Linked DNA regions of Homo sapiens: region 2 is linked to region 1. A link is a loop called in an ENCODE intact Hi-C map of the cell type or tissue named here. Cell type or tissue: prostate gland. All regions are shown on one strand. Links, peaks and the distances in the headings refer to the core of each region. The heading gives the core; the rest is flanking DNA.

What was found. A loop is a pair of places that touch in the nucleus more often than their neighbours do. Peaks named below come from ENCODE experiments on the same cell type or tissue, not always from the same donor. Only the 100,000 strongest peaks of a DNase experiment are listed, where the experiment ranks them.
Region 2: a loop joins it to region 1, with 2.9 times the contacts of the local background. A loop is called at or near these places in 9 of 110 quality-filtered maps.

Annotation. Positions count from the first base shown.
Region 1 is chr11:118,044,700-118,060,502 of GRCh38, reverse strand. All of the region lies in intron 1 of SMIM35 (small integral membrane protein 35), which reads left to right. Among named protein-coding and RNA genes, the nearest start is that of TMPRSS4, 24 kb to the left of the region's middle. In prostate gland, for the core only: a CTCF peak has its summit at 6,924 (motif pointing right); a DNase peak (open chromatin) is centred at 6,922.
Region 2 is chr11:117,435,415-117,451,217 of GRCh38, reverse strand. DSCAML1 (DS cell adhesion molecule like 1) reads left to right here. Exons shown (of 33, transcript NM_020693.4): 20 at 530-669; 21 at 7,179-7,332; 22 at 11,282-11,399; 23 at 11,789-11,952; 24 at 12,235-12,333; 25 at 13,135-13,323; 26 at 13,809-14,096; 27 at 15,419-15,574. Among named protein-coding and RNA genes, the nearest start is that of CEP164, 120 kb to the right of the region's middle. RefSeq lists enhancers at 7,682-8,662, 12,535-13,509, 15,794-15,803. In prostate gland, for the core only: a CTCF peak has its summit at 7,477; a DNase peak (open chromatin) is centred at 7,487.

The DNA of each region.
Region 1 (15,803 bases), core at 3,078-11,077:
CGCTGCCGGCCTGGGAAGAAAAGGCTGAATCGAAACAGACTGCAGCAAAACCCTGACTCATGCCTTCCGATGCCAGTAGACCTGATTTTGTATTTCCCAGCACTTTCATTAGCACCAAGAGCTATTATAATTGCAAGAGGTGTGTGGGGAGGTGGGAGTGGGTGCTCACACTCACAGCATGGGAAGTGGGGCTGAGACTCTTGTCAGGGGAGAAAGACCACAGCCTCCTACCCCATCCCCGTTCACCTGAGAGGTGGTGGGATGGGGAGTGGTCTGGGCTCTGGGCAGAGACTCTAGGCAGGCCACATGGGTGGGGGACCTGGAGGAGAGGCATGTGAGTAGATACGGCTTGAGGGAGCCCCTAGAGCGCGGGAATTGGGTTTTGATAAAGGGACTGGGCTTGGGCACAGCCCTGGCTGCCTCCTGGCACCCCACTCAGACTCCTCTCCTCCTGGGCCCTCACAGGTGGGTCTGCAGGTGTGTCTGCCAGGGCAGTACAGCCTCCACTCACTCCCAGGCTCAAGGCTATGAGATAAAATGCTAATCATTCCCTGCCTCTAGGTTCCTAGCTTGCTTTGGTACTTATCTTCCCTGTCACGGAGGGAGTGGGAGGCCTCTGATCCCTAGGCCGGCGTGGGAGCCGGAATTCTAGACAAGTTTATCCAGTAGGATTGAGCACCTCACCCTGTGTCTCAGATATGGTGGTTTGGAATAGCAGTTTGGGGTTTCATCTGGGCTCAGAGTGAGGCAGGGCTCTGGGATTCCAGGCTGCTTTTCCAGGTAAGGCGGCAAATGAATGGAGGTAGAGCTATGTGGGAAGACCTGCTGAAACTGAAGGATCCTGACGGACCCCAGGGCACCCCAAGGCCTATCAGTTAGTTGCTTGCCTGGGCCCCAGAGCCCCTGTTGCGTGTTGCGTGCTCTTGGGTTTTTAACAACAGCAGCCAACTTGTGTGTCATGCTTCACAGTTGGCAGAGACCTTCCACACATTCTGCACTCTGAGATGTGTCTATGAGGCTGCTCATGTTCCAAGTAAGAGGTGAGCCCTCGGTGAGTGGCAGAGCCCAGACCCCTGCAGGGCTGTGGGCTCCATGCTGGGTGCTCTTCCCTCCTCTCAGCACCTGTGTGAGGAGTGAGGGGCACCACTTCCCCTCCCAGACTGAGAACTGCCCCCACCCCCATGCCTGGGCATCACAGGTGACAGCGTTCTTCATGTGACCTTCCCTCTTCTAGAGACTTCTCACATCGGAGCAGTGTCATGGGATGATATTTACTGTGAATAGGAAGTCCCACGCCCCCCAGGTTATAACTCCTCTACAGGATGGCCGGGAGCTTGAAGATGTTCTCAATCACACACTCTGGCCTCTGCAGAACCTAATGTTGGGGTAGGTGCCGGCAGTGCCTGGTGACTCACACTGAGGCTGTGTGCAGACGCCAGTGTGGGACAAACCCAAGTGTGGAGGAACTGGGATGGTCCCTGTCTCTGGACAAGACCCTGGCCTGGTGGGAGGCCTCCCCCAGCTCTGTCACCACGCTCTGGGGACGTTTCTGATGCATTTGTCGCTTGCCCCTCTTGCCCTTTTTGACCTCTCTCCTGCTTCTCTGTAGTTACCAGCAAAGCCTCAGAAGCACTTGCTGCTTTAGGGATAGGAAGGTGGGGAGAGGCTCTGAAGCTGTGGCTTCCTGTTCTGCAGAAGGACAGCTCCCACCCCATTCCTTCCCCAGGCCCCCCGAGCTGGGCTCTTGGTCATCTCCCAGAGCAGTTTGGCCTGGAGGCAGGACGTGCTCTGCGCCGCAGCCCTCGGGTCCAGATGGGTGCCCTGGGTTTTTGGTTCCCAGTCTGCACTGCCCCTCCTTTGATAGAGAGGCACCTGCCCTGAGTTCCCTGAGGTTCTGATTTTTCTCTTGTGCTTACAACTGGATTTCTGGTTTCGCTTCTACTCCAAGCCTGGTCCCAGGCACGTGCCTCTCACCCTGTGGTTTCGCACCCCATTCCTCGCCCCGTCATTTCTTCTTGTGCCCAGGCTGCAGCTGCTTGCTGGTCCCTCGTCCAAAGCTGCCCACCTGCCCAGGCCTGCGCCCCTCCCGCCTTGGGTCCATGTGCAGCTCTAGCCCCTTCCCCACACTCCTGGCCCTGGGGTGAATACTGAACCTGAGACTGGGATAGGAGGAGAGAAAGCTCAGTGCAAGGAGGGGTGAGCCCAGGAAGAGGAGACAGCCAATTACCGTGGGGGCTGCAGGGAAGTCCTGAGAGGTGTGTGGCAGCCAATGCATGCTCCGCTTCAGGGACCCTGCTCTCCTGGCCCAGCAGAACAGTCCCACAACAGGGTGACCAGCCCCCAGGCCACGGGGACCTGAGACAAATTTTTAAAACAATTACAAAACTTGCTCTAATTAGGCAGGACAATTAATTAGCTGTCAGTATGACCCTATGTCAACTAGGTCACAGGGTCAACAGAGTTTAATCCCCTGCCTGCGGTTACCCTACCCTGCAGCCAGGTATCAAATTATAGGCTTGGATGAACTGGAGATGAATATCATCGTTTACTTTGAACGATAATGTCTGTTTGTGTTTCATTCCACAAAAATTGCCTCTTGGCATCATCAAGCTCAGTCTCTGGTCAGTCATCCTCCAGTCCTGCGCTGCCATCCTTCCAGCCTTTCCACCCTCGTGCCTGCATTCCGCCTGCTGTCTGCCTCATAAAGAATCCCAGCTCCCGACACCTCCAATTTCTCTCATCACACCTCCGATTTCTCTCATTTCATCAGCTCCTTCCTGGCTTTGCTTTCAGCCTCCGAGGCGAATCCCCTCAACATACCACTCACTTGCAAATATAATACCTTCATCCTTGTTCTTCTCCCACACCTGGCCAGCAACACTGCAGCCCTGGGGCAGGCCAGCCATCCACCCACATCACCCCTGCACCTGGGTGCTGAAAAGTCCTTTGGCCACAGAGCAGTGACCACAGCAACGGCACTGCCTCCAGCGCCCAGCGGAGTCTCCCACCCCCAGCAGTGTGTCATCTAGATGCCCACGGTCAGTTCTTTCCCCACAGTGGCTCTGTTCATGTTTCAGAGTCCTCTTCAAGGTCCCCATCAGGACTCCCCTCCCCCAATGCTCTCATCAGATGCTCTGACCTCCTACTGCACAGAGGAAGCAGAGATCCTCAGATAGGAATGCCTCATGTCTTGCCTCTCCTTATCCTTCCCACTCCCATACACATAACTACACCCAGACCCTTCCTGAGTGCACTTTGGTTTCCAGGAAGGTTTGTCTCTATCCCTTCAAAGCCTTCTGAACTCTATTCCTCCTTCTTAAGAGAGCACCAGTTGGCAGTTCCTTCTGCGCCTTCAGTGTCGCCCTTTCTCCAGCAGGTAGCTATGCCCACATCTCCCTTCTTCCAATGCACCGCTTTCCCTTGAGGCTTCCGGCTGCTCTCGCCCTGTGGCCAGACCTTCTTCCTTCCCCTCACCACTCAGCTTGGGGAGTGAGCGGCCAACCTTTGTCACCTCCAGTTCTCATGGAAATGTGTGGCCTGGCTATTTTTCTCCTTTCTTCACCACCTCCTTGCACCTCCATCCACTCTACACCCCTCGGTGGTCTGGCCTCTGCTCCCTTCATTTCACTGGAACTGTGTTTGCAGAGGCCACTGATGACCTCCGTTGCTACTTCTGCAAATGGTGTTAAATGATCTCGCTTGCCTTCTCTGCAGAATTGGCCTGTCTTCCTGGAGCCTTTCTCACACCGTGATTGTCCTTCCCTGTCTGGATCTTCTCCGTCATCTCCACTTTGTATGTTGGTGTTCCCGAGGGGTTCCTCTGTGGCCCTCTCTTTTTCTTGCTTTTATTCTCCTCCTGGGGATTTCATCCCCTTCTGCGATTACACCTATCACCTGGGTGCTGATATCTCCCAAATTCAGCTTTCTGGTCCAGGGGACCCTCCTGAGCTCTAAACCTACATCTCTATTGCCCCATGGACATCTCCTCGTGGGGTCTGGCAGGTACCTTGAGCTCAACAGGACGATGGAACTGCCTTCCTGCATGTCCCCATTTTGATCAGTGGCATTGCCATCCACCCTGTTGCCTAATCAACACCCAGGAGTCACCAGGCCTCCCCTCTCTCCCTAACTTACTACCTCCAATTGATCCCCAGTTCTGCTGACCCTCCCTTCCTGATGTCCTATCCACCTCTCCCCTGTCCCTTGCCCTGGGTCAGGCTCCCATCATCTCTCCAGGATGACCCTTCTGGCTGCCTGGAGGGCCGCCTTAGCCTGGGCTCGCTACTCCCAGCATGTCCCAACCCTGGCCCAAGTGAGCCTCTCAGGGGCCAATAGAATCCCGCCTCTCCTTGAGAAGCGGCAAGACCTCCATGACCTGCCCCATCCACCACTTGATCGTCGGCCACTACCTGGCCACATGGAACCTTAAGGGAACCGTGATCTCTCCTACCTGTCCACCTTCAGCCTAGAGCCTCTTCTTCCTTCACCACCTCCTCTGCTTGGCAACTGACTACTGACCATCCTTCACAATTCATCACAGACCTCACATAGTCCAGGGATGCTTCCTTGGCATCACCCTCAAATCTGGGTTTTGGGATCTCCCCTAGTGCTCTCCAAGCCCCCATGTTTACCTCTTATAGCACAGATTACCTGTCACTGTGTGCTATCTCAGCTCCTCTTTCTCTCCACCAGAGGTCTGCAGCTCTTTCTCCCATTTCCAGATGCCTGGCCTATGTAGGAAAAGAATAGTATATGATTATCGAATCAATAACCAAGGAGGACTTCCTAGAAGAAGCAGCTATTGGGTGGTGTTTTGTAGGCAGACATGAGCTGGTGTGAAGAGGAGGATGAGAATGAATTGCATAGAGTAGAGTCTCCGACTCAGAGTCCTTCAAGAGCCAGGGGAAACTAAGGGAAATGACTAGACATATTTAACAAGTAGTGGGGGACCCCAGGAGAAGACATGCCCCACCAAAAGACATCACATTCAGGTATGAATTCAGCACTGCAGAGGCCAAAAAAGCACAAACAAAGCATGTCTTGGTAGGAGGTGGCAGGGCCGGGGTGGTGGTGGCAGGTGTGGCATAGAGTGAGTAAGGCTGTTGAAATGGAACAGCTGGTGGGGTCCTTAGGAAACCAGGAATAGCGCATGACTTCCTGCAAGATGGGGTCTCTATAGTTCATCCTGACCCTGGCAGAAAATCCGCATATCTTGGAGGCCCTGGAATTTGAGGGATCCACTCAGAGGCTGCCAAACTGGCCTTGGCAGCCACAAACAGGAATGTCATACCAGAGACATGGGAGGCAGGGACGGCCTTCCCTTTTTGGAGCTGATCATAATTCCAAAAGACACAATCCTGAATGTTGAAATCCTGAAAGTTCAAAATCCCAAAAATTAGGCCAGGCGCAGTGGCTCACGCCTGTAACCCCAGCACTTTGGGAGGCTGAGGCAGATGTATCATTTGAGGTCAGGAATTTGAGTCCAGCCCGATCAACTTGGTGAAATCCTGCCTCTACCAAAAAATACAAAAATTAGCCAGGCATGGTGGCGCGCACCTGTAATCCCAGCTTCTCAGGAGGCTGAGGTAGGAGAATCGCTTGAACCTGGGAGGTGGAGGTTGTAGTGAGCAGAGATCGGGCCACTGCACTCCAGCCTGGGTAACAGAACAAAGCTCTGTCTCAAAAAAAAAAAAAAAATCCTGAAAATATAATTCTGGAAAAAATAATGAAAACATTCATTAAAACATATTTATTTACATTTCAAAGGGGATTTATATTGGAAACATATAAAAACACAACAGGACACTTTATAGTGTACATTACACAATAAAATAGGCAGTGATAACATACATATTTTTGCACGCATAAACACTCAGGTAATGACGGTTGCATGGGTATAAGAGTTATGAGCAGATGAACCATGTTCATAAAGAAATAGGTCAAAAAGGGCAAGATGTAAATCCATGGCACCGTGGTTGTTACTTGTGTGCACCCAGCTTTATAACTGGTCATCTGAAACAACAGCATGAGCAACCAAAGTCTCTGGATGAGTTTGATCAAAAACTTCAATGGATCATCACCAAAAATGCAGCTGTCTATCCATGGAGCTGCATTCCAAGCTGCAAGGAGCTGAGATTCCAAGAAAATTTAACTTCACAAAGGCAGATGTACAGAAAGGACATCTCTTTATCTAATGAGAAAATGTCAATGTTTTTCTGTACATGCACAATGCGTCCACACAAAGTTGACATGGTGATAATGCACTTTCAGGGAGCCAAATTTGAAAACAAACAAGCAAACAAACAAACAAAAAAACAAGAACAAACAAAAAAACAAAACAAAAAAATCCCAAAAACCCCCAAAACCCTGCATAAAACAAATTCGAACTCTCTAAAAGTCTATATAACTTATACCTCCAGTCTTGCAAATGATGCAAAGATGAAATACCTAGCATAGGGAATTGTAAAAAATCATGCTGAAAATTTAAAATAGTGAAAAAGGAAGGAAAAAAACAACAAAAAACGATCCTGTGATTGTGATTTTTGGGATTTTAGATGTTAGGGGTTTAGACTTTAGAGATTACAATCTTTCAGGATTTTAACATTTGAGGTTACAGTGTTTGCGATTGTGTCTTGGTCCAACTCCTCTTTTTCCTCTCTGAGACCTTGCAGGCAGATGTGGAGACCACATCACTGTCAGAGGAACAGGGGCTGGGGTGGGGGTCTTTGGGACCTTGAATGAGATGAGTTCTCAAAGCTTCCAGGCTAAAGAATAACATAAATGGTAGGACTTGAGCCTCCAAGTGAATAAGAGCCTTGTAAACACATTGCTTTAGGGAATTAAAGAGCTATGCTGGATGTCCAAGGAAGGCCCCACCCGTTGCCTCTAGTTCTTGGGGGAAGGCAACATTTCAGCCACCAGAGGGCGCTCAGGTTGCAGGAATGGTTTCTCAGGACTGCTGTTTGGAGGAGTTGAATAAGGAATCCAAGGAAGGGTTGCCAGAGCATGGGAGCCATGCAGGTGGGACTCCAGGACTGAAGTCCGACCTTTTCAGTCACTCTGCCATTGTCCCTGGCTGAGGCCATCAGTTAATTCATTTATTCAAGGAACATTTGCCCTGTACCTGGGAGCCCTGAGCTAGTAAGCTTTGTGTGTGTGTGTGTGTGTGTGTGTGTGTGTGTGTGTGTGTGTGTGTTTTAGAGAGTCTTGCTCTGTCACCCAGGCTGGAGTGCAACGGCATGATCTCGGCTCACTGCAACCTCTGCCTCCTGGGTTCAAGCGATTCTCTGGCCTCAGCCTCCCAAGTAGCTGGGATTATAGGCGCCCTGCCAACACGCCTGGCTAAATTTTGTATTTTTAGTCGAGATGGGGGTTTCACCATGTTGGCCAGGCTGGTCTTGAACTCCTGACCTCAGGTAATCCACCCGTCATGGCCTCCCTAAGTGCTGGGATTCCGGGTGTGAGCCACCGGACCCGGCTGTGAGCTAGTAGGCTTTGGAGACACAGAATCAGATAAGCCTGTCTGGACCCTGGAGGAACCACAGCCTAGGCTGGGAGGTGGACCTTCAACAGTGCAGTCCCCTGTGGGGTATTTGTGCTATGACAGAGGGACATGCTGAGCGTGGTGGCAGCACCCAGGATGAAGTGTTGATTCTGTCTGGGACCTGGGAGAAGGCTTCCTATTGTTGGAAGTATTTGCTGTGGGTCTCGGAGGGTGAGCAGGAGTGCCCCAGGCTGAGAGGTTCCAGGAGAGGCAGGCAGGGGCACATTATAAGCCAATGCCTATGTTTGGCTGGACAGAGAAATGCCCAGGTGGGGGTCGTGGGATGTGGCTGGAAGGAAGGGGGCGTAGGCGATCACGTTAGGGAAGAGCTAGGGGCTTATCTCAGAGGAGAGAAGCATTCTATGTGGGAGCCAGGGCAGACTCAGGTTCTGTGGGGGCCTGAGGCTTACATAGTTTTGAGGCTTTCTTAGATGAAGAATACAAAATTATAAATACAAACTTAGGAAGAGGGACTTGGAAGGGTCCGTACAAGTGAGCGGCTTGAAGCTTAGCTTGTTGGCCTCCTGGCAAATCCTCCTCTGCGTGGGAGACACATCTTCCACAATCTCCCTGCTTCCCTGCAGGGCCCCAGCCTGCCCTCAGCAGCTCCCCGCTTGCAGCAAACCACCCACTTCCCTCTCACTCCTGCCTCTCGCCCTTCTTTTGTCCCCTGGAGTCCTGAGCAGCCGTAGAAGGCCGGACGCGGGAAACTGGAGTCTGAGTTTTCCTCTGGGGAAAGGGAGGCAGAGCTGCACAGCTGTTGGGGGACGTGGGTGGGGATGACCTTTTCTATGGTGTTTATGCAAAGAGCACCCGCTACCCGCATTGTTCCAAGAGTTGCCTTTGAACCTGGACAGCAACTCTTATTCCCGCTTTAAACAATGTACAGTGTGGAAGAGTTCCCGCTCTTTGCCAGGCACTTTCACACCTCTCATGTCATCAGCGCCATGTTCTAGGGAGGCAGGCAGTACTGTTCCCTCTGCAGAAGGTTCATGATTCAGACACCTGGCAGGTGGGACCTCACACCTAGCACTCTCCCTGCGTCACCCGTGTCTCTTGTTCACAATCAACCCAAGAGTATTAGTATTAGTATAGTATTAGTATTAGTATTAGTATTAGTATTAGTATTAGTATCAACCTAAACTAAGATTGCCCTGCTGGGGCACCAGTACAGGAAAATGTGTCACTGTAGAGGTGAAACCACAGATGACATGGCTGGCTTTGTTATTCTCCCCTTCCTGTGGTGTGTTTTGATGGTAAGGGTGTGCACAGGTGGGGTGGAGCTGGCAGCCCTTGTTACACTGTCTGCACTGTAGTGAGAGTTCTCACCGTTACCCCCTTCTTGGGCTGTTGGGAGAGCTCTCGCCTGGGTTTAACCTCAATTTCAGGCTATCACCAGTGCAATGGATCGCTGAGACTCAGCCCTGATTTGCAAGATCTGCTGGGTGTTCAATATGAGGGTCTCATCCAGGGCATGGGGAGGAGAGAAGTGGCCGCTAATTTAAGTTGCCTTTAATCAAATAAAGAAAACCGAGCATCCAGCTGTGTTAGACTGTGCTAGGATAGTGCCGAATCAGGCATGGCCTTGTCCTCATGGCTCACTTCAGCATCCACGAATGGCTCCTGTGTGCCAGGCAGTGAGCTGGCTTGTGGGAGACCCAGGGGTGGGTGAGCAAGCTGTGTGCCTGAGTGTGAGAAACTCCCATCTGTTTCAGGATGTCAGCCTTTGTTATAAATCCACAGAGAACAATACAAGGCATAGCATCGTCTGTACAAAACTGGATAGGATAGTTTCTCTGCTTCTTGTGCCACCAGTTAGAATAAAAGACAATGCCTCCGATATCCACTGGTCCTTTCTTGGCTCTGCATACAGGCAAACATGAGCCTGCCTCTACCTCCCTCACACATCTTCACAAAAGCCCAGAGCAATCCCTTCTGTCTCTCCTGCTTTACTAAAGGATGAGAATCAGAAATAGGGGAATGGAATGAATCAAAGCATCTTCCCTGCCCCCAGATAAGCTCTTCTGCAGATAGGGTGGGGATGGATTGGGGGAGGTCACTGGAGCCATTTTCTACAAAGGATGCTCAAAGGTTTGGAAGTCCTGGGTCTGGGATTCAAGATGCATCCCTGTGGCAGAGGTGACAAAGGAGAGAGGAATCATCCAAGTATTTAGGTGTTTCAATGCTTCGGGCAGATCTACAAAACCCCAAAGCCTCTGAACTTGCAACCAATCAAAGCAACCCTGATTTATCCTATTTTCTGCAACATGCATGCATCGGCCGGCACTTATGATGAGGAAGCAAGGGTGGGGGCTAGAAGAGTGAGTGAAATGGAGGCTTTGAGGCAGGAGGACTGCGGGGGTGCTCAGGATGGGTGACCGCCACTTTGTATGTGTCAGTTGTTTCTGCTCCCCACCTTCTTGCCCAAGGTCTGGTGGGGATAAACGGAGAACCAAAGCTGCCTTGGGTCTCCAGATGGCAGGGGCAGCTGATGGTTGGTGTCAGTGGCTGGGTGCTAGTGCCCAGCTCACCTGGGCTGTGCATGACTCTGGCCCACTTGAGCCAGACTTGGCTTTGTCTGGGCAGGGGCCTTGGCCTAGGTTCCCCCAGCTGGCACCCCGTCTTTACAGACCTAGGAGCCCAGGAGGCCTGTGGGGCAACCTGTGCCTGGGATGCTGCCTGGGTGAAGGAAGATGTTCTGTGATTCCCCAAGGCCCTTTTCCTCTTCCATTACTTCATGTGACTCTCACAGCAATAGCACGAGGTATACATCACTCACCAGCCTCTTCATTTTATGGAAGACAACCTGGAAGGTCAGAGTGGCTCACCTGAGATTGTGCAACTGGTGTGTCCCAGGGCTGGGGCTCCAGCACACACTCCTCTGAAGGCAAGCCCTGTGCTCATTCCAGTACTGAGAGACTTCAAAGACCCTCTCTATATCCGCTCCCCACAAGGATCCTGGGCCCCTTGGTACCTTCTAGGCCCCAGTGACTCCACTTCAGCATGAGGTGGTTTGAACTCAGTGGCACAGGTCTCCACAACACCTCCCTGACTATCCTCCCTCAGCATCTAGTGTGGGAGGCACAGTTTGCACGGCGGACACATTGACGGCAATCCAAGGCAGGAGTAGTTAGTGAGGAACGTGGACTTACCCTTGCCAGACTCTTTAGATCACGCCTCCCATCAATAAACAATTTTGCGCATGCACTCTGATATTTATGTATTTATAAAGTATATTTGTATTTATACTCAAACATATATGACCATTAAAAAGCACACACGCAAAAATTAAATTAAAAGCATTAAGGATGGGCCAGGTGCGGTGGCTCATGCCTGTAATCCCAGCACTTTGGGAGGCCGAGGTGGGTGGGTCACCTGAGGTCAGGAGTTCGAGACCAGCCTGGCCAACATGGCAAAACCCCGTCTCTACTAAAAATACAAAAATTAGCCGGGCGTGGTGGTGTGTGCCTGTAATCCCAGCTACTCAGGAGGCTGAGGCAGGAGAATTGCTTGAACCCAGGAGGTGGAGGTTGCAGTGAGCAGAGATCGCGCCACTGCACTCCAGCCTGGGTGACAGAGCAAGGCTCTGTCTCAAAAAAAAAAAAAAAAAAAAAAAAAAATTAAGGGTGGAACAAACATGCGAGAATTGCAGCTTCCCTTCAAATCACTCACAGACGGTTCTGGGGTCCCCAGCCAGTGTCTCAAATTCAATGTTTGGACCAGTCTCCCGGCCACTCTTGGCAGGGGCCATTGCCCCTCTCTGGCTCTGTGTGGCATTGTCTCCTGTGGTCCCTGGTGCCAGGGCAGTGGCTACCCTGTGGAGGCCTGGAAAAGATCCCTGACCCCTGCCCACCCCTGACGTTGCTGCTAAAGCTCACGCTGGCAATGTCCCTGGGAAGTTTAGTGAAATAGCGCTCTTACTTAAAAAAATATATTTTTGGTTGCAAAAGTAGTACATTATGATTATTGGCAAAATCATCATCGTTTTCACTTGCTTTTTTTTTTTTTTTTTTGCAGCTCTTCAGCCTAGGCGATAGGCATGAGGCTGCAGGAGGAAGGAAAGCTGAAGGGCAGGTTTTCCCCTTCCCCATCCTGGCCCAGGACCTGTGACACTTCACTCCTTTAGGTCATGTCCTTTCTAGAAAGCACCTCCATCTCTTCCGGGATGGCCTGCTGTTTGGCTATTACTCATGTGTTTAATCTAGGGCCGTGTTTTTTGTTTTTTGTTTTCTGTTGTTTTTTTCCCCCATACTTTATGACTTTTGCATCATTCCTGAGCCAGCTGTATCATTATTTACTTAATTTCTTTCTTTCTTTCTCTCTTTCTCTCTCTCTCTCCTTCCTTGCTTCCTTGCTTCCTTGCTTCCTTCCTTCCTTCCTTCCTTCCTTCCTTCCTTCCTTCCTTCCTTCCTTCCTTCCTTCTTTCTTTCTTCCTTTCTTTCTTATTGAGATGGAGTCTCGCTCTGTCATCCAGGCTGGAGTGCAGTGGCGCAATCTAGGCTCGCTGCAACTTCCACTGCCCAGCTTCAGGTGATTCTCGTGTCTCAGCCTCCTGAGTAGCTGGGACTACAGGAGCACGCCAGCAGGTCCAGCTAATTTTTTTTGTATTTTTAATAGAGACTGGGTTTCGCCATATTGGCCAGGCTGGACTCAAACTCCTGACCTCAGGTGATCTGACCGCCTCAGCGGGATTACAACTGTGAGCCACCGTGCCCGGCCTAATATTTTTCTTAAATCTGACTCACTTTTTTAAATTAATTACTTCCTTTAACCTTGTTCTAAGACATAAAATCCACAAAATCAGGATTTGATATGCTAGTTAAGTCTCTTCTTAAAAACGTGAAAATAAATGCATAGCTATTAAAACAATAAATGGCTCCTGGGTACCACTATGATCACCTCCCATGTTACCAACGGATGCACCCCCACTCTGGGGGCAGTGATGGGGAGGCATGCAGAGAGAGGGCTTGGCGAGGTTCCATCTGAGCCCCAGAGACACCTCCTAAGAGACTGTCAACAAGCCCCTTGAAACGCTCTGGGCTGCTGTCTGCATCTCCTTCTTCCCAAGACACAGACCTTGCCTAGCAAAGCTTAGGCACTCAAGCCAGTACCCTGGGACAAATGTGGAGGGTCACAGAGATCCCCAGCCCACAGAAGGCATTTGCTTAGGCTGCTGTAAAGGAAGCTTTGCCTTGACTGCCCCCAAGGTGAGTGGCCATAGCTCATACTCAAAGTCTCAGTTTGGCTGCTGAAATAACTTATTTGCTTCTCTGTCCATGGGGCTTCTCCGTCCACTAAATCCTTCAAACAGAAGCACTGTTTTCTCCATCTCTCCCAGCCCTCAGTCTCTGGACAGGACAGTCTAAGGTCTGGGATCCTCTGAGATGGCTGTGGCCGGCTGTGGGTGTATTGCCCATGCCTGCTCCTAGATGACATCTTGGCTGTCCTGAGCCACCACCAAGATTCTGTTGAGGAAGAGTCAGGGCAGAAGAGCTGAGCTTCAGGGTGTCATCTGTCAAGAATGCCCCAGAATGCCAACCTCCAAAGCCCCGACTGGGGCCAGGGCTCATTCTTTGGATATTTTCTCTGTCTCCATCTCTCTCCCTTTCTCTCTGTTTTCAGACACACAACAAGTGTATGTATTCTAGAATGCTTGTTAATTGGTTAATTTAGTTAAAAACAGATGAGATCGCCAATAAATCCATGTCACAGACCACGTGTAAACATGTCACAATATGCTAACCCCCTTAGACCCTCGCAGATGCACACAACATGTGGGCCACTGACACAAGGACAAAGTGTGTGTCATTTCTCCCAAGGTCACCGCATTGGGGTGGTGGCTGACTCTCAGCAGCCGGTTTACTCCTAAAACTCATTCAGTGGTAGGGAAGCTCACTTCTATTCCTTGACTTTATCTTGCTTAGGGAAGTAATAAAACTATTCTTGGGACTGGCTTCTACAAAGAAATTTAAAATGTTTATTTATCTTAAACTCCTTTACTCAAAACAATACATTTTCAAATCTAAACATCCTTCTCTCTAAACTTAAGTATGTTCAGTATGACTCTCACTTTCTTCCTCCTCAAAGTGAGATAACCAGAACTAATTACTTTGGGAAACTCCCTATACCGACTCTCATATGAATAGACTTTGATGGACCTGTTCCTCTGTCCTCCAGACTCAAACGGTGTCAGTCTGGCTGTGAAAGAATCCCCTGGGGAGCTTATTGAAAATTACAAATTCCTGGGCCCACCTCTGGAGAGTTTCCTTGGATAGGTCTGGAGTGGGTCCCAGGTACTCCATTCTTTGAAAGATCCGTAGGGAACTCTGAAGAATTTGGGAACAGCTGCTCTATACCTGCCCTGACTTGCCTTAATTGGAGGGACAACTTGGCTCAGACTTAAGGCAAGGTTCTTGATATCCAGGCGTCTGTTGAGGTTGAGGGCTAAGCAGGCAGGAAACTACCTGATGTTAAGACTGCATTTCTGACACAGCCAGGCACCAGGACTTACAGTTTTTTGGGGCCTCCTGGTTCTTCATAAACCCTATCATCAGTGCAAAGGTTGATGCCAATCTTCCTGTGTGCTTGGTAGGAGATCACACATCCATCTAATCTAATGTGGTATCAGACCAAAGTGGCATCATCACTTAAAGATAAAGGGGCCCGACTCTGAGCCTTGTTTTATGTCATAGGAAATTGTGATCTGTCAGGGGCTGTTTCTGCCCACCTTATTGTTGCATTAGAGATCAAAGGCAGACTTTTGGTCATCAGTAGGTGGAGATCTCTATGGGTACTTGGTGCCTAACTGGTCTCTGTCCAGAGGAGGACAAAGGCTACTGATAAATTATTGAAGAGCTGCCAACACTCTATGCTGTTCTAGAAAATTTCACTCTAAGTGAAGGAAAATAACTTATTGAATATCTACCATGTGTCAGGAGCCATATAACTCTCCTTTCACATACACGTCTCACTTAATCTTCACGTTAACCTTGTGAAGTTAATATTTTAATCCCCATTTCAACATAAGAGAGGATTAAAACTCAATCTTGCCCAGAGTAATGATATTTTAGCTTCCAGATGGCCTGGCTCCAAGTCTTTTTCCGTCATCACACACTGCTAAAGCAAATATCCCGATGGTCAAGAGTTAAAAAGATCTGCCTGAAATCTGCTGTCTGTTCATTCATTATACTGGGTTGAAAGATTCAGAGCTGTACATTATCAGAGAGAGAGTGAAGGTAAAGTTTAGAGAGCAGTAAACAAACCAATGGGTCTAGTTTCAAACAGGAGATACTTGATTTTTTATTGTTATGTGATTGGTTTGTTTTCTTCAGCAATATTATTCATCACACAAATATTTCTATTGCAAAAGATGAAAATCATGTGAAATTGATGATACCTGTTTTTGACCTTTAAAAATGACAATTTTATATGGTTCAAGCTAATACTAAGGCAAAACTTGAAAGGCTCTTTTTACTTCTACTCCCTACCCCACTCCCCTGGTTCTTCATAAACCCTATCATCACCTGCTTTACACCTGCCCTGACTTGCCTTAATCATAGGGAGAACCGCAACTTGGTGACAGCCTTTCTCTCTCTCTAGTGTGTGTGTGTGTGTGTGTGTGTGTGTGTGCATGTGTGTATACCATAACTAGAATTATGTGATATCTATTCTTCTGCAACTTGAACTGATCTTTAAAACGTGGAATTGATGAGCAACAGATGAGCAACAAAGGAGGAATTCTTGATTCCAGCTGGAGAAAAGTGTAGGCTCCATAAAACCTGATGTATTGAGGGTGAGGGGGCCTAGAAGCCAATGGAGATGAAAATGTTCCATTTTTCTTGCCAAACCTGGACCTTGGGCAATATCATCTCCACATCTGCCTCCACCATTGATCCTAATAGTAAAGCCTAGGGCCTCCCACTAGGGTCTGTTGTACTTAGGTTTTGAGTTTTAGAACTTCCTTCTGATTTTGTTTGATGTGTTGCTAATCTTCCAGGGGGTTGTGCTGCTTGCTTCTTCATTTTTTGTTTTGTTTTGTTTTAAAGTTCCTTGTCAGTATAATCTAAAAGCTAGAGATGTCCAATCACCTGCTGGAGGTTTCTTCTAAGTGATCAAACTAGGAGGTTTTTTGTTTGTTTGTTTGTTTTGTTTTTTTTTTAGTAGAATGAACTTTTTTTTTTTTTTTTTGGAGATGGAGTCTCACTCTTGCCCAGGCTAAAGTACAGTGGTGCAGTCTCGGCTCACTGCAACCTCTGCCTCA
Region 2 (15,803 bases), core at 3,276-11,275, 610 kb after region 1:
ATTTCCTAGTGACTTCTAAGGTAGACTTTCTTCCAGAAAGGGCCCAGCCAGCACTCCAAGGGCAATGCCCTGGGCTCATGCCAGAAAACAGGTTGTGGTCCCAGCTTCAAGAAACTCACAGGCCAAAAAGGAAAGTGACAGGTGCCGGGTATTTTCCCCCTAAATACATGCTTACAGTTAGTAAGGGGGTGAGGGTCAGGGGTTAAGGTCAGAGGGATCAAGATGAATTCCTCATAGGTTCTGTTTCTCTTTTGCCTATCCTAAGTCCTTGGTTCTGGCCAAACAGTTCTGAAGCTGGCACTCCAAGGGCCTCCATTTCAGAGACTTCGTTACAATTCCAAAATGATCATTTTCTCCTCCCACCTGTTTACCATGCTGGATGGACCCTCCCCTTCTAAACCACAGCTCAAGGATGCCACCTCCAAGAAGCTCTCCCAGATTGATCTGCCTCCCTCTCCCAACTCTGTCATTTTCCCCAAAGGCTGTGCTCCTGCTTTCTCTCAACTGACCAGGCCTTCTCCCTGCTCAGTTCCAGGTCCCCCTGCTGGCATCAAAGCTGTCCCTTCATCAGCTAGCAGTGTGGTTGTGTCTTGGCTCCCCCCTACCAAGCCCAACGGGGTGATCCGCAAGTACACCATCTTCTGTTCCAGCCCCGGGTCTGGCCAGCCGGTAAGTGAGTTCAGGGCCAGATGATGAAGGGGATGGAAGAAAAGAAAAGGGACCTTGTACATCAGCCGGCTTCCAGGCCAAACCCTGAGGCTGCCTGTATCTGAGCTTCTGCCTGGATTCATAGATAAGAATGGGGACTGGCCACCCAGAGTGGCCGAAGCCTTACTCAGTGTCCATCTTGGGTCAGTCCTCTGTTCCAGAGGCCACAAGATTGTCACAAACACTGGGGGCTCTTTTGAGTCAGGTGGGCCATGCCCAACCAGGCAGGGTGGAAGGGAGGTCAGCCTCGGCTCTTCTGCTCTGGCTCAGAGGAAGCTCCCAGCAGGTCCCCAGGCTGGTCTGTGCCCTCTGGGAATGAACCATCTTTCAACATGGTTGGTCTGGGCTTGGAGGTGCTGTTGGAGCTCTGCCCTGCATAAGCGCCTCCACATGGAGCAAGCTGAGGGAGGAGGAAAGACGGGGGAAAGCCGAGAGAAGGCACAGGCGTCTCTCGACCAGGGCCTGGGCTCAGGCGAGAGGAGAGGATTGAGAGGCTGCGATATCTGCCCTAACCCTGGGAGCAGAGGGGGCAGCCCCCAGGCAGGACATAGGGCAAGGGGCTAGCCGCCCTTCCACTGATGCTCTGAGGGGCCCCACAGAGAGGGAAGGGAGGATGGGGATGGGTGCAGTGGGATATGCACCTATATCCCATCATATGTATTTTCCCCTCTGCCTCTTTCATCATCTCCAGCCAGTCAACCACCAAGTCCTGCTGAGTGACTACTATAGAGAATGCCTGTTCTAGGTACGGGAGCAGGAGCAGATACCTGCCCTCAAGGGGCTTCCAGTCTAGTGGAGGTGGATGGCAGAGGGGAGCACACTAGAGGGGCAGGAGTACTGTCAGGAAGATGTGCCCAGGGCTGGAAGCAAGGAACGGAAGCAAGGAGCAGAAGCAGGAGCAGGAGGCCTGCTCCTCCCTCCATCAACAACTGGGCATCAGCCTGAGATCTGCAGATAAGCTTATGGCCACCAGGAAAGCTGCCCTGAAATTGCTCAGTAATTGTGTCATCATCTCCTCCTATACTCTCTGCTTTCCTGTGGTCTTTCTGAATTACCCTCTGAGTGGTAGGTGGCCCAGCTCCCCGCCAGTGAGACCAGAGTTCTATTACCAGAGGGGAAGCCCACTGACTGCGGCCCCCCACTCCATCCTCACGGCCACTACCTCACATGCAGCAAAGTGCACAAACGTCATCACTGTAGACCTCCGCGAATTTTCACAACCCACCCAAGCAGCAGCGCCCAGAGCACAGAACAGGACATTACAACACCCTGAATCCCCATGCCCCCTTCCAGCTCCCGCCTGCCCCTCCTCCCAGGTAACCATCATCCTGACCTCAATAGCATAGATTAGTGCTGCTTCTTTTTGTACTTTGTGTAAATGGAATCATACCATTTGTCCAGCTTCTTTTACCCAACATTATTTTGAATTCCTGAATTTCATTCGCGTTGTTGTATGTGGTTATAGCTCATTCATTCTTCTGTATAGCTTTTGTGTGCATATGTTATGATTATTAATCCATTGGGCTAGCCGTTAGTATCCATTGATGGAAGGCTTTGGGGCAGTTTTCAGTTTGGAACTCTTCAAATGGTGCTGCTGTGAACATTCCTGTATGTGTCTCTGGGTGCTCATGGGCATGGATCTCTGCCAGGTGTACGCCTAGGAGAGGAAGCGCTAGGTCACAGAGTTTGCAGGTGTTCACTGAGAACAGCCTGCCATTGTTGGGTGCTCATGCCAATCACACCCCCACTCACAGGGGATAAGAGTTCCAGTGACTCCACATCAGCACAGACACTTGGTGTGTTTTGGGCAATGCTTTCAGCCATGTGTCCTGCTCTGTTTTCCCGTCTCCCCCCAACTCTACCCACCCCCCACACACACACACACATTCTAGGCTCTCAGGACACTAAGCTGTTCACAATTCTGGACAATACTGTGCCTCTTCACACCTCCACACCTTTGCCCCGCGGCTTCTTCCCGTGGCACGTTCCTCACTCCCGTCAGACACTGAATGCATTTGAAGGCAGTCACTGTTCACATATCTGTCTCCCACCCTGGTTTCTGAGGCCCCCACGAGGACAGGGGCAGCATCTTTTCATCTTTGGGTCCCCAGAGGCTGAACACTGTGCCTGGAACATCCTGGTCATGGAATACACATTCGAAGAATGAATCGGTAGCAGCCTAGCAATTCTATAGCCTCAGATATTGGGCAAGCTTCTGTTCCTTAATTGGTGGGAGAGGGTAGTCATTCTCTAGCCTGGACTTTTGCAGTCATTTCCTCCTCTGATAATGAAGTCTTTCCAAGGTTGGTGTCCGGGAGCCACGCCTCCTCACTAACTCAGGCTTCAGGCTCCTCTCCCGGGCTCCGGAACAGAGCTCCTGGTCCCCGTCCCCTCCTCCTGCTGATGGAGACATTGGGACCCTCCCTCCATCTTCTTCATGTCTTGCGATTTGCCATCAGACAGTATCACACAAGTCCTGCTGATGTGATGAGAACTTCAGTTCAGCCCTGTAGGGGGACTGGGGTCAAAGGTTGGGGGGAAACTGAACTTAGTGAGGGACCTGGGGACCTAACCACTGTGTGTGACGTGATCACTTTGCACAAATATATTCCAAATTCCAAACAATTTCAACACAAACTCATTTATGAAAGACAGCTCTGGGAGAGGGTGCTAGGGGTGAGGGCACACGCGCGTATCAGTGACAGTGCAAAACTGTGGCATGAGCCTGGAATTATAGGCAGATACCTGAGACTGTGTGTGCTCACACATGCTGGCGGGAGCGGATGAACCATACCTGTGGCATCCTCAGAAAAGACTGTGTATGGCCTTGGCTCTAGGGAAGCTACCCCTGGGGATGGCCACAGCTACACTGAATCCTGGTAGACATTTTACTAATAATATAATACATTTTTCACTGATTATAAAAATAATGCAATTTTATTATAGAAAATCTGTAAAACATATAAAAGAATAGAGAGGAAAGTAAAAATTACTTGTACTTCCTACAGATAAACACTGGTGATGTACTTCCTACAGATAAACACTGGTATATAGTCTTCCAGTCTTTGATCTGTACACATAGTACAGGTTTTGAGGTGTTTCATTAAACCAAATTAAAATAATATTATACATAACGTAATGCAATCTGCTTTTTTCATGGAATACCTGTTGGTGCTTTCCTACACCATCAGATATTCTTCTAAAACATTTTTTCGTGTGTATGTGACGGAGCCCTGCTCTGTCACCCAGGCTGGAGTGCAGTGGCACCATCTCAGCTCGCTGTATCCTCCACCTCCCGGGTTCAAGTGATTCTCCTGCCTCAGCCTCCCAAGGAGCTGAGATTACAGGCACACATCACCACGCCTGGCTAATATTTGTATTTTTGTAGAGGCAGGGTTTCACCATGTTGGCCAGGCTGGTCTCGAACTCCTGACCTCAGTGATCCGCCCTCCTCAGCCTCCCAAAGTGCTGGGATTATAGGCATGAGCCACCACCGCACCTGACCTAAAACATGATCTTGAGTGGCTGTTTATACAGAATCTACTTAACCAGTCTCCCATTGTTCTGTATTTAATGTGTCTTTGAAATTTTCACCATTATAAATTACGTCTCAATGAACATCCTTCACAGAAATCTTTATGCACATATTTTAATATTTTCTTAGGGTAAATTTCTATAGGAATTCCTGGGTCACAAAGAATAAGTATTCTTAAAGTTCTGCATACAGACTTACAAATTGCCCTTCGGAGCATTTGCACCCATGTATGTTTCTACCAGCAGGGTGAGTGGCCAACAGTATTGTCCTTTGCACCTATGCTGATCCCACATTTGTTTTCTGATTTGTTCTGCTTTATTTTTGTTAGATGGATTTTTTATAAATGTGCCTTATTTTAAAGTACCTTTCTTTGGTTACTAGTTAGGTTGTATATGTTTATTGGCTATATTTTTCTTCTTTGGGTAATTGTCAATTTACGTCCTTTGTCCAGGTTTCTGTTTGGGTTTCTCATATTTTTCTTATTGATTTATAAGTGTTCTTTACATATTAAGGATAATAGCCATTTTCTGTCATATAAGTTGCAAGTATCTGCCAATTCATTGCTTTCCTATTGATTCTGGTTTTTTGTTTTTGTTTTTGTTTTTGTTTTGAGACAGAGTTTCACTCTTATTGCCCAGGCTGGAGTGCAATGGCACAATCTCAGCTCACTGCAGCCTCCACCTCCCAGGTTCAAGCGATTCTCCTGCCTCAGCCTCCCAAGTAACTGGGATTATAGGCATGCGCCACCACGCCTGGCTAATTTTGTATTTTTTAGTAGAGAGGGGATTTCACCATGTTAGTCAGGCTGGTCTCAAACTCCTGATCTCAGGTGATCCACCTGCCTTGGCCTCCCACAGTGCTGGGATTACAGATGTGAGCCAGTATGCCCAGCCTTTGATTCTGTTTTTGATGTATCATAGTTTTTCTTTTTACAGAAGCTGAATTTATCAATCATTTCCATTTATGATTTTGCCTTGATTTTTATGATTAGAAAAATGGGTAAATATTTACCTATAGTTTCTTCTTTCATAGCTTGCCTTTTTTCAAAAACCTTTGATCCACTGGAACTTTATTTGGGGCTATGTCTGTGTGCTTTTGAACATGATTTCAGGAGACTCACGGGGTGTCCAGGTTAAAAGGAAAGCGCCCAGTATCTGGGTTGGATGCTAATACCTACAAGAAGAGGCCAAACTTTCTTGCCCTGCCTGTGTAGGCACAAATATACACTCAGGTATACACTGATGCACACAAGCACATACACTCAGCTGTTCTCCACACATGCACATGTACATAGAAACACATACGTTCCTGTACTGTCACCAAAAACAAGCCCGGAGAAGAATATGTCCTAGTTTACAAAGGACGTGCACACCCCTGCCTCCTTGTGCCTCAGTCACACACAGGTTGGGCAGAGCTGTATTGCTTCCCTAGTTTGCAAGAGAGAAAACAGCGTCCAGAAACTATGGGCAACCTTACGGGCTGTATGCCCAGGAGGAAGGGCAGGAGGGTGTTGAAGCCACTACACTACCCCACACTTCAAGCACATATCAACGACAGATACGCACACCAGTCCCAGGGTGCTGTGGCCTGAAAGGGCTTCCCAACCACCAGGGCTCAAGGGTGGCTCTGCACCTGCCCCCCCGGACCTCCTGGATTCAAGGCCAGACCCCCACGAGGGAGGCAGGAGGAATATGCCAGGGAGCTGTGTGTGTGTGTTGCAGAGATGCCTGTGCCTTTTCCCCTAACATTTCCCTGCAGATGGCCTGGGGCCAAAAAGGATGTCTCCTCCTGTTATAAGTTATTGGGCCTCTCAGCCCCACTATGGGGCATGAAGAATGTCCCTCTGTGCCCATACATGCCTGGAGGTCTGTTCCTCAGCATGTGTGCATGCGTCTACATGTGTGTGTGCTTGTGAGCGTGTGTGTGCAAGATCCTGTGACTGCAGAGATAACTAATTATTAGCTCCCTCTGGCCTCGGGCCCCCATCTGTTCTGGGGCTGCTCTCCCTCCCTGGACTTCCGCTCTGTTTTCAAAGGGGCCCTGGTGCTGTCCTCCTCTCCCTTCCCTGCGGCTGACCAAAAAATAAAATAAAATGAAAGTCAGCCCCATCCCGCCCGTGCCAGGGAAGAGGCTGACAGGAGGTCTGCAAACTAGCGCTTATCAAAAGCTCCTTCTCAAATTCATTTCAATATCTGAGCCTCTGGTTTCCAAGGCAACATAATCTTTTCATCAAAGCAACTGGTAAAACCACTGGGATCCGATATTGTTTTGTTGGCAACTTGTCAAAACTGTCATTTTGTTAAAAAAAATTTTATAGATTTGTATAACCTACAAATATATATGGTGATCTATACCACTAATAATCATTAATAAAGTGCTACCCAGTAAAGCTTTCATAGTTCCTTCTCCCGCCCCCTCCTCCCTGGACGGGCGGGCGTGCTGCCTGCAAAATGCAGGAGTGGTAATTAGACGGCAGGGCTAGGAGGTGACGGGAGCCAGAGCAGGCTGCAGGAGCCTGTCTCCAACCCTCATCAGGCAGAGGCAGTCATTTGCCTTCTTCCTGAAGACTCTTTCCTCAGGGCTTTCCTGGGACCCCCTGTCCCCCATTCTCCCTTCTCCTGGCTACCCCGTCCCTCACCTAAAGTACTCACATCCCCTGGCCTGAGCCACAGCTGCCAGAGCGTGGATCAGTTAAAGAGGTAAACTGAGGCTGACCCAGCAACACCGCGAGGCAGGCCCATCAGCTCCCAGGGACCAAACCCAGGGCACACTCTGTCCGCTGCATCTCTAAAACTTGGAAAGGGCAAATAGGACAGAATCCTGCCTCGCATCCGACCCCGCCATCCTCTCCTCTGAGCCCCGGGCACTGAGGAAGATTTGGACGCTGGAGGGCCCCAGTTCTGCTTCTTAGAGCCTCTTTGCCTCTGCCCCGCAGGCTCCCAGCGAGTACGAGACGAGTCCAGAGCAGCTCTTCTACCGGATCGCCCACCTAAACCGCGGTCAGCAGTATCTGCTGTGGGTGGCCGCCGTCACCTCTGCCGGCCGGGGCAACAGCAGCGAGAAGGTGACCATCGAGCCTGCTGGCAAGGGTGAGAAGCCTGAGGCTGTGGCAGAGGGGCAAACACTTCCAAAAGCTCCCTTACAGAATCCTGGTTCTCCCCAGACAGGGTCTCTGCCTGCTCCGCTTTATCTGCCACCCAGCTGTGAGGAACTGGCCACCCGCCTGCCTCCCGCACACACCAAGACTGGGCCTCTGCTGCCCCCTGACTCCAGCAAAGCCTCACAACAGGCTGCCTCCGGCTCTTGCCTGGGGCGGGTGGACAGGGTGCACTCAGTTCCCGAGTCCAAACCCTACTCCCAGCTTGAAAAAGGGGGAGTCGCCTCTACCCCCAATTCAAAGCCGGGCCTTTGTCCCAATGCTCAGCTCCTCCAGAGGTGGCTACAGCCGGGTGTGCTGCTTCCACAGAGCAGCTGAGGCTCAAAGGAGAGCCCCCGTGCTGAACTGGACACCGGGCAGGGGTGATTCCAGCGATGGCGGATTCCTGCGATCCGCAGACCTTTACGGAGCGCGTGCTGTGAAGGAAGGCTCTGGGCTAGAATCAGACCCTCTTAGGGAGTGCCCCACTGAATCTCTGACCGGGACATGGGTGTGCCATGGGGGCTGCACCCCCACTTTTCAGAGGAATGACACTTCCAAGGCCTCATCCCAAGGGCAAGCTGTAGCAGCCGCGCAGGTAGAGCTGCAAGGCTGAGCGTCTGCCTCTCCCTGGGGCGTAGGAACTGGCCACAACTAGCCCAGGACCGCAGGTCCTCTACTTGCCGTTGGGCCTCCCTGGGCCCCTCCTCACTCCCCCACTCTCTTATCCACCGCAGCCCAGACGAGAGGAGGTGGTGCCTGCGCAGCCTGGCCAGCCTACCGGGGCCACTCAAGCTTCTCTTGGCCCAAACACAAGAGCCCCAAGCCCTACCCTGCCGCGGGCTCAGAGCCAGCCAGCATCTGATCGAGGGCCTACGGTGGGCCAGGGGCTTCCACCTGCCCTGCCAGCAGGGCTTGTTGACCCATTCCACAGCTGAGCAACCTGAGGCAGGAGTGGCATGGGCTGCAAAGACAACCGGGAAGGAGTGAGCTAGCTCTCCCAGCGCCAAGTCAGGGCTCTTTCCACACAGCCTCAGCACCTCCTACCACCCCCTAACCCCTACCACCAACCTCTTCTTCAGGAAGGGAAGGGGCCTAAAGCCTATCACCCTTCCAGAACAGCTAGCACTGGCCCAGAGGCAGGAGTGTGAGGGCTGGGCATCTTTGCAGAAGGCTGGCCTCTTCTCCTGGGGGCATTAAATAAACACGGTCCTAGAGAGCTGTGGACTTCCTAGAACACATTCACACAGCGTCACCTCACAGCCGCCCTGTGAGGTGGGAAAGACAACCACTCCTGCCCCCTTCCCCCATACACACACACGCACACACACACTGCACACTCATACATGTGCACACGCACAAACACATGCATATGCACGCGCACACACTTATACACACAGACCCACACATACATTTACGCACATACACATACTAATGTGCACACACATGCATACACACACTATACACACTAATATATGCATACACACATGCACACACATACACACTATACACACTAATACATGCATACACATATGCACACATATACACACATACACACTATACACACTAATACATGCACACACATATGCACATGCATACACACGCACACACACACTAGACACACTAATACATGCACACATGCACACACATACACACTATACACACTACATGCATATACGCATATACACACGCATACACACATGCATACACGTGCACACTCACATATGCACATACACAACATGCACTCACATGCATGTGCACAAACACGCATCTGCGCACACACATACACTAACACACACACACACATACACACACTCACATGCAGATGCACATACACACCCACACATACACACACATATGCACACACACCCTGAGACACAGATTCAGGGAGCCAACCCCAGCCTGTGGCAAAACCAGGTCTGGAACCTGATCTCTGGAGAAACTCTGAGAACACCCACAAAGCCCCCAGGCTTCTCACCGCCCCCGCATGGAGGCCGTCTTCATGTGGACCCCTCTGCCGGGCCTGTCTGGTGCCCCCACTGCTCCAAGCAGACCCCAGAACTCCCCTGCTCTGAGAGCCCCTTGGCACCTGGCACGACCAGCACAGGAGCCCACCCCCACGCCATGCACCTGAACCTCTCAGCTGCTCCCTCACTCTCACTCTCCCTCCACCCCAAGAAGGGCCCCAGCTCCATGGGCCTCCTCTACTCTCTGAGGCACTTGGGCACTTGGTTCCTTTAAATCTGGGCCTGGCGATCTCCCAGGCACTAGATGCATTTACCCACCCACCACACTCTGGGCACCTGTGGCCCCGCACCTTCTGTGATGCTGCTGACCCAGTCCTCCGCCACCACCCTTGGGACACTCCCGTCCTCTCTTCTGTGCCTGTGCATGCTGATCCTAGAGTTGGTCACTTCCCTGTCAGTCTGCATCCCCTCCTGTGGCCTCATCATGCCTGCTGACTCTCAGATCAGCGTCTTTGGTCCAGGCATCTCTCTGGTGCTCCAGAACACGCACCCACCTGTGGTCTAGCTACAGCTGTGGCTGCACTGTGGACTCAGTATGAGATGAAGCCATCCGGTCCTTCCTGCCAAGCCTGCCCCTCCTTCAGTGTGCCCTGTTCCCATGAGGGTGCCATCACTCACCTTGGTGGCCCAGCCAGAATCCTGGGAGCCATCCTTCCCTCCCCGCTCTCTTCCCCCAAACCAGCCAGACCCTAAGTTTTGTCAGCTCTTGCTCTGAGCCCCTCATCTCCCCACTGCTACGCATCACCTCCAGCCTGCATTCTGGCCACCATCCTGTCACGTTCTGTGTCCTCCAGGACCCCCTCCACCAAACTATCCTCTGCAAGCAGCCAGGATGCATCTGAAATCGGCTGAGGACACCACTCCTTTTTTTTTTTTTTTTTTTTTTTTTTTGAGACAGAGTCTTGCTCTGTCACCCAGCGTGGAGTGCAGTGGCATGATCTCGGCTCACTGCAACCTCCACCTCCCAGGTTCAAGCGATTCTCTCGCCTCAGCCTCCCGAGTAGCTGGGGTTACAGGCACCTGCCATCGTGCCCGGCTAATTTTTTGTATTTCTAGTAGAGAGACAGGGTTCTGCCATGTTGGCCAGGCTGGTCTTGAACTTCTGACTTCAACCTCAGGTGATCCGCCTGCCACAGCCTCCCAAAGTGCTGGGATTACAGGCGTGAGCCACCAGGCCTGTCCAACACCACTTCTTATAACCCTCTGGTGGCGGCTTTCTAAGAGGGAGTCCAGTCTCCTGGCCCTGCCAACAAAGCCCCCAAGATTCTACTTCTGCCCGTCCCCTTGGACTCAAGCTTTGGTTACCCCAGAGTATTTGCAAACCCTCACAGCTGCCGTGAGCTTCAGGTCTCCATGTCTGTGCTTAGTGCTATTCCCTCTTCTTGACATGTGTCTCCTTCCCTGCTTATAAAGTCTTTCTTAACCTTCAAGTCAGAGCTTCCAATTCCAGATGCTATTCCCGGCCGTTGCCTCCACTGCCCACTTATGGGCAGCATTCATTCCCCCTGCCTCGCACCCCTAGGCTTCCTCGTGCCTGCACCTACCATAGCATTTTGCCCCGTTATAATTTTTCCTTAAGTATCTGTCTCCCTCTTGGATGGTGATCAACGTGAGGACAGGGAATAAATCATACTCATTTTTTGAATCCTCAGAGCCTCTTGTGATCCTGACCATAACTGGTATTTCATCAATGTTTCTTGAGTCAATGTCTCCCAGCCAATATTCCCTGACACCTACCCCTCACCAAAAGCCCAAGGTGGAGGTCAGATCGGGGAGGGAGGATTTGAACTGTAAATCCAGGGGGCCCTAAGGAAGGAGGCCAGGATATTGTGCAGGGGTAGAAGTGGAGTGGCCCTCATCCTCTCCTCCCTGTAGCCCCAGCAAAGATCATCTCCTTTGGGGGCACCGTGACAACACCTTGGATGAAAGATGTTCGGCTGCCTTGCAATTCAGTGGGAGATCCAGCCCCTGCTGTGAAGTGGACCAAGGACAGGTGTGTGTCGGGACAGTGGAGGGATGGGGTGGCCCCAAAGAGGGATATAGTAGAAGAGCGGTGTGGAGAAGAGTCTGGGGCCCTCCTGCCTGGTGACCCGGTTGCCTCCAGGCCTGCAGAGGCCCTGCAGGGTGTGCTGCTACTGCTCTCTCAAGCAGGCCTGGCCTCCTGGCTCCCCTCTTGGGAGCCAAGGACCTCCCTTCCCCGGATGGTTAAAGAGGCTGGGTTACCTCATACCCCCAGGGAGTGCTGAGCAAAGCCCCAAGAACCCGGCGTTCCCTGGCGAGCCTCCTTCCACCCCCAGCTCTCTTTGTCACACACCGGGGGGAGGGCCTCAGGAGGAAGGGGTGCTTGACATGACCCACCCGCCCCATCCTCGCCCCTGGCAGTGAAGACTCGGCCATTCCAGTGTCCATGGATGGGCACCGGCTCATCCACACCAATGGCACACTGCTGCTGCGTGCAGTGAAGGCTGAGGACTCTGGCTACTACACGTGCACGGCCACCAACACTGGTGGCTTTGACACCATCATCGTCAACCTTCTGGTGCAAGGTGAGGCTCTGTGAGGCAGGTGACCCCAGGTGGGGACAGGGATGGAGAAAGGGTAGGGATTCCATCATGCGAGAGGGTCATCGAATGGAAGAAGCCAAACCAAGGGAGAGACAGACCTCTGGAGAAACAGAGGTGCACATGGAAGGGGAGGCAGGAGAGCTGGGGAGTGGGAGTGGGAGTGAGGGTGTGGGAGAGCCAGCACCTTCCCGTCACGGGGGGACTCCCCACACCCCATCACAGGGTCCGCCCTTGTGCTAAGGGGTGGTGGCTTTCCCCTCACAGTTCCCCCGGACCAGCCCCGCCTCACTGTCTCCAAAACCTCAGCTTCGTCCATCACCCTGACCTGGATTCCAGGTGACAATGGGGGCAGCTCCATCCGAGGTGAGGAGGGGTCTGGATGCGGGGGAAGATAGGGGAAGGAATTCTGGGCCCGGGGCAGGGAAGGGGCTTCACCCACTTCTGCCATTTGTCTCCAAATGACAGAAACGATCTGGGGGCCAAGTGACCCACAAGGAAGTCACTCAAGTGCCAAGGGAACTGCAATGGCCCAGGCACCTGGGATTTAGTACGCCCGCCCCTCCAATGCCACTTGTGAGCTGTGTGACCCTGGAGTAGGCTGTTTCCCTCTCTGAGTCTGGGTTTCCCAATCTGTCGAAGTAGACAAATGGACTACTAGATCAGTGCTTTCCAAGTGTGGGCGTGCGTCTGCGTCACCAAGGGGCCTTGTAACAATGCAGTTCTGACTCAGCGCTCTGGGCTGGGGCTGAGGACCTGCCTTTCTAACACGCCCCAGGTGCTTCTGAGCCTGCTGCTCAGGGGGCCGTGTCTAGATCCTAGTGAAGATCTAGACAGGACCCCTTGTGAGCCTCACAACTCTGGTTTTCTCCCCTCCCGAACCTGCCGCTAACCCCTAACACTAGAACCAAAGTGACAGCGTCAGACCCGCCGGGGGCTGGACCCCAGGCCCTCACAGTGTTTTGTTGATTGGTTGGTTTAACATAGAGAGTTGACTGGGGCTGATCCTTCCAATTTTGCTTCTAAGGAGCATATGCCCGTTCCAATGACCAAAAGCCTGACTCTGCCCCCTGCCTGGAGCCCAGCCCCCTGTTGGGGTACCTGAGGCTGGGCTTCTGCTGCCTTGCCCTGCCCTGCCCCCACCTGAATCAGGCCTACCCTCCGCAGGCTTCGTGCTACAGTACTCGGTGGACAACAGCGAGGAGTGGAAGGATGTGTTCATCAGCTCCAGCGAGCGCTCCTTCAAGCTGGACAGCCTCAAGTGTGGCACGTGGTACAAGGTGAAGCTGGCAGCCAAGAACAGCGTGGGCTCTGGGCGCATCAGCGAGATCATCGAGGCCAAGACCCACGGGCGGGGTGAGGCCCAGGCCACTGGGGCAGGGAAGGAGCGATGGGCCCAGGGAGGGTGGGCTAGAGGGGCCAGGTATGGGGTGTAAGGTGGCTGGGGTGGGGAAGGAGGGGTCCAGGGATGCAGGGAGACTGAAGGGAGGAGCCTCAGCCTCCTTCCCGTCACCACAGTGTCCCGATGGATCCCATTAGGAAAAACTAGTTCCACTTCCCCACCGGGTGGCCGAAGGTGGCATTCCTTTGCCTCTTCCCAGCTCCCTTCCTCCTCTACTGAGGCCCCTCTCCAGGCCCTGCCCTTTTCTTCCCTCTCCTCCCTCCCCTCCTCTTCCTCCTCTGCGCCCTGGGGCTTCCCCACCCCATCTGTGCCAAACATGTATTCTCCTGGAGCCACTGCCATCCCAGCTGCCCCAGGGAAATCCTTTCCAGCCCAGCCCAGTCCAGTCCTGCCTCCCACCAAATCTCTCTAACCTCTCTCTCTCCCTCCGGCCTGCCAGAGCCCTCCTTCAGCAAAGACCAACACCTCTTCACCCACATCAACTCCACGCATGCTCGGCTTAACCTGCAGGGCTGGAACAATGGGGGCTGCCCTATCACAGCCATCGTTCTGGAGTACCGGCCCAAGGGGACCTGGGCCTGGCAGGGCCTCCGGGCCAACAGCTCCGGGGAGGTGTTTCTGACGGAACTGCGAGAGGCCACGTGGTACGAGCTGCGCATGAGGGCTTGCAACAGTGCGGGCTGCGGCAATGAAACAGCCCAGTTCGCCACCCTGGACTACGATGGCAGTGAGTCGCAAGGGTGGAAGGGATGGTACAGAGGCTGGAGCAGGGTGGTGCGAAGGAAGTGGGCAGAGTGGCAGATACATAAAGAGACAGACTAATAGAAAAACAGGCAGGAATGCAGGTGGGGGAAATGCTGGCCTGCAGGTGAAGGGGCTGACAAAGGGGACATCAGGTTTGTTGCAGCCAGGTAAGCGGGCAGATGCACCAATGGCCACTACAGATGGACAGACACATAGGTCAGTAATACCAAAGATGGAGAGTCTTTGAAGCTGCAGTCCTCAATCACTGTGCATTGTTTCAGGGAGGTGACAAGGGAGGTAGAGGTGTGGTTGAGGTCCTGACCTCTAAGAACTTTCTGCTGATATGGAATATTAGCCAGGAGGGGACAGCCTATGCTGCAGTCGCAAATACCAAAACCTGGTGGCTTAACCCTGTACTGATTTGTTTCTTGCTCTCTTGGAGTCCTGCGAGGGTTGAGTGGCCACCATCTTTTTGAACATGGAGACTCCAGGATCCACAGAAAAGGCATACTACCAGTTCCTAACTGCATCTGCCACATGGGGATACATACACACGTGCACACATACACACACATACACACACACACACATCCATTGAAGGGACATGGAAGGCTGAATTCATAGAAGCCCATTGTCACAAGTCTACCTATGTGTTAAGGAAACAGAATAAAAGCAGTATTAAAAGGGGATGGACTCAAGCAAGGAAGGCTTCATGAAGGAGGTGACTCTTAAGCAAAGCTCTGAAACAGGCAAGGGTCAGGGCTTGGCAGAGGGTTATGTCAGCAGGAGAACTTGCCATGCTTCCCCACAGGAGCCCCAGGTTAACAGATATGGCCCCCAGGAGGGGTGAGCAGGGAGAGAATGTAGGGTTTGTAGTGGTTTTTGTCTCCATCTGGGGAAGAGAACCCAGGGTCCACTGCCCAGACTTCTCCCTACCATGCTTCACCCTTTGTTCTCCCCACCCCAGCTGGATATCAGAATTTAAGCCCATCAATCCACTCTCTGGGAATGAGCACTGAACTTCAACAGGCGAGAGACTAACTCCAGGAGACTTTAGGCTAATTCTACAACAGTACCAGGACTTTGTTAATAAAATGCAATATTAAAACTACACAACTGTTCATGGCTGTCCTGATAGGACCAGAATTTGGGGAGCAGAGGGGAAGTCCAGGGTTCTGTGCCAGGAGGTGGAGGTCAGAGCCCAAGGGCAGCAAGAGAGGTCAGAGGACTGCCCCACCCATGAGATGTTCTGCACAGCACCTGGCTCATAAGGGACATCTAATTCTATTCTTTGCCCTCATTCAGGCACCATTCCACCCATCAAGTCTGCTCAAGGTGAAGGGGATGATGTGAAGAAGCTGTTCACCATCGGCTGCCCTGTCATCCTGGCCACACTGGGGGTGGCACTGCTCTTCATCGTACGCAAGAAGAGGAAGGAGAAACGGCTGAAGCGACTCCGAGGTGGGGGAGCTTCCTATGGGCCTTCCAGGAGGGGGTGTTGGCTCTCAGCCACATTGTCCCCCCCCTTCCCTGGCTCACAGCACCATCTGGATGATACAGAGTGCCTGTGTCCCCTTGAAGGAGGAGCAGCCACTCAGACTTTCTGAAACCTCCTTAGTTCAGAAGGTTTCGTTCACCACTTCCTCCTCTATGCCCCCAAGACTTTGTGCCTGCCCCAGTCAGGGCTAAT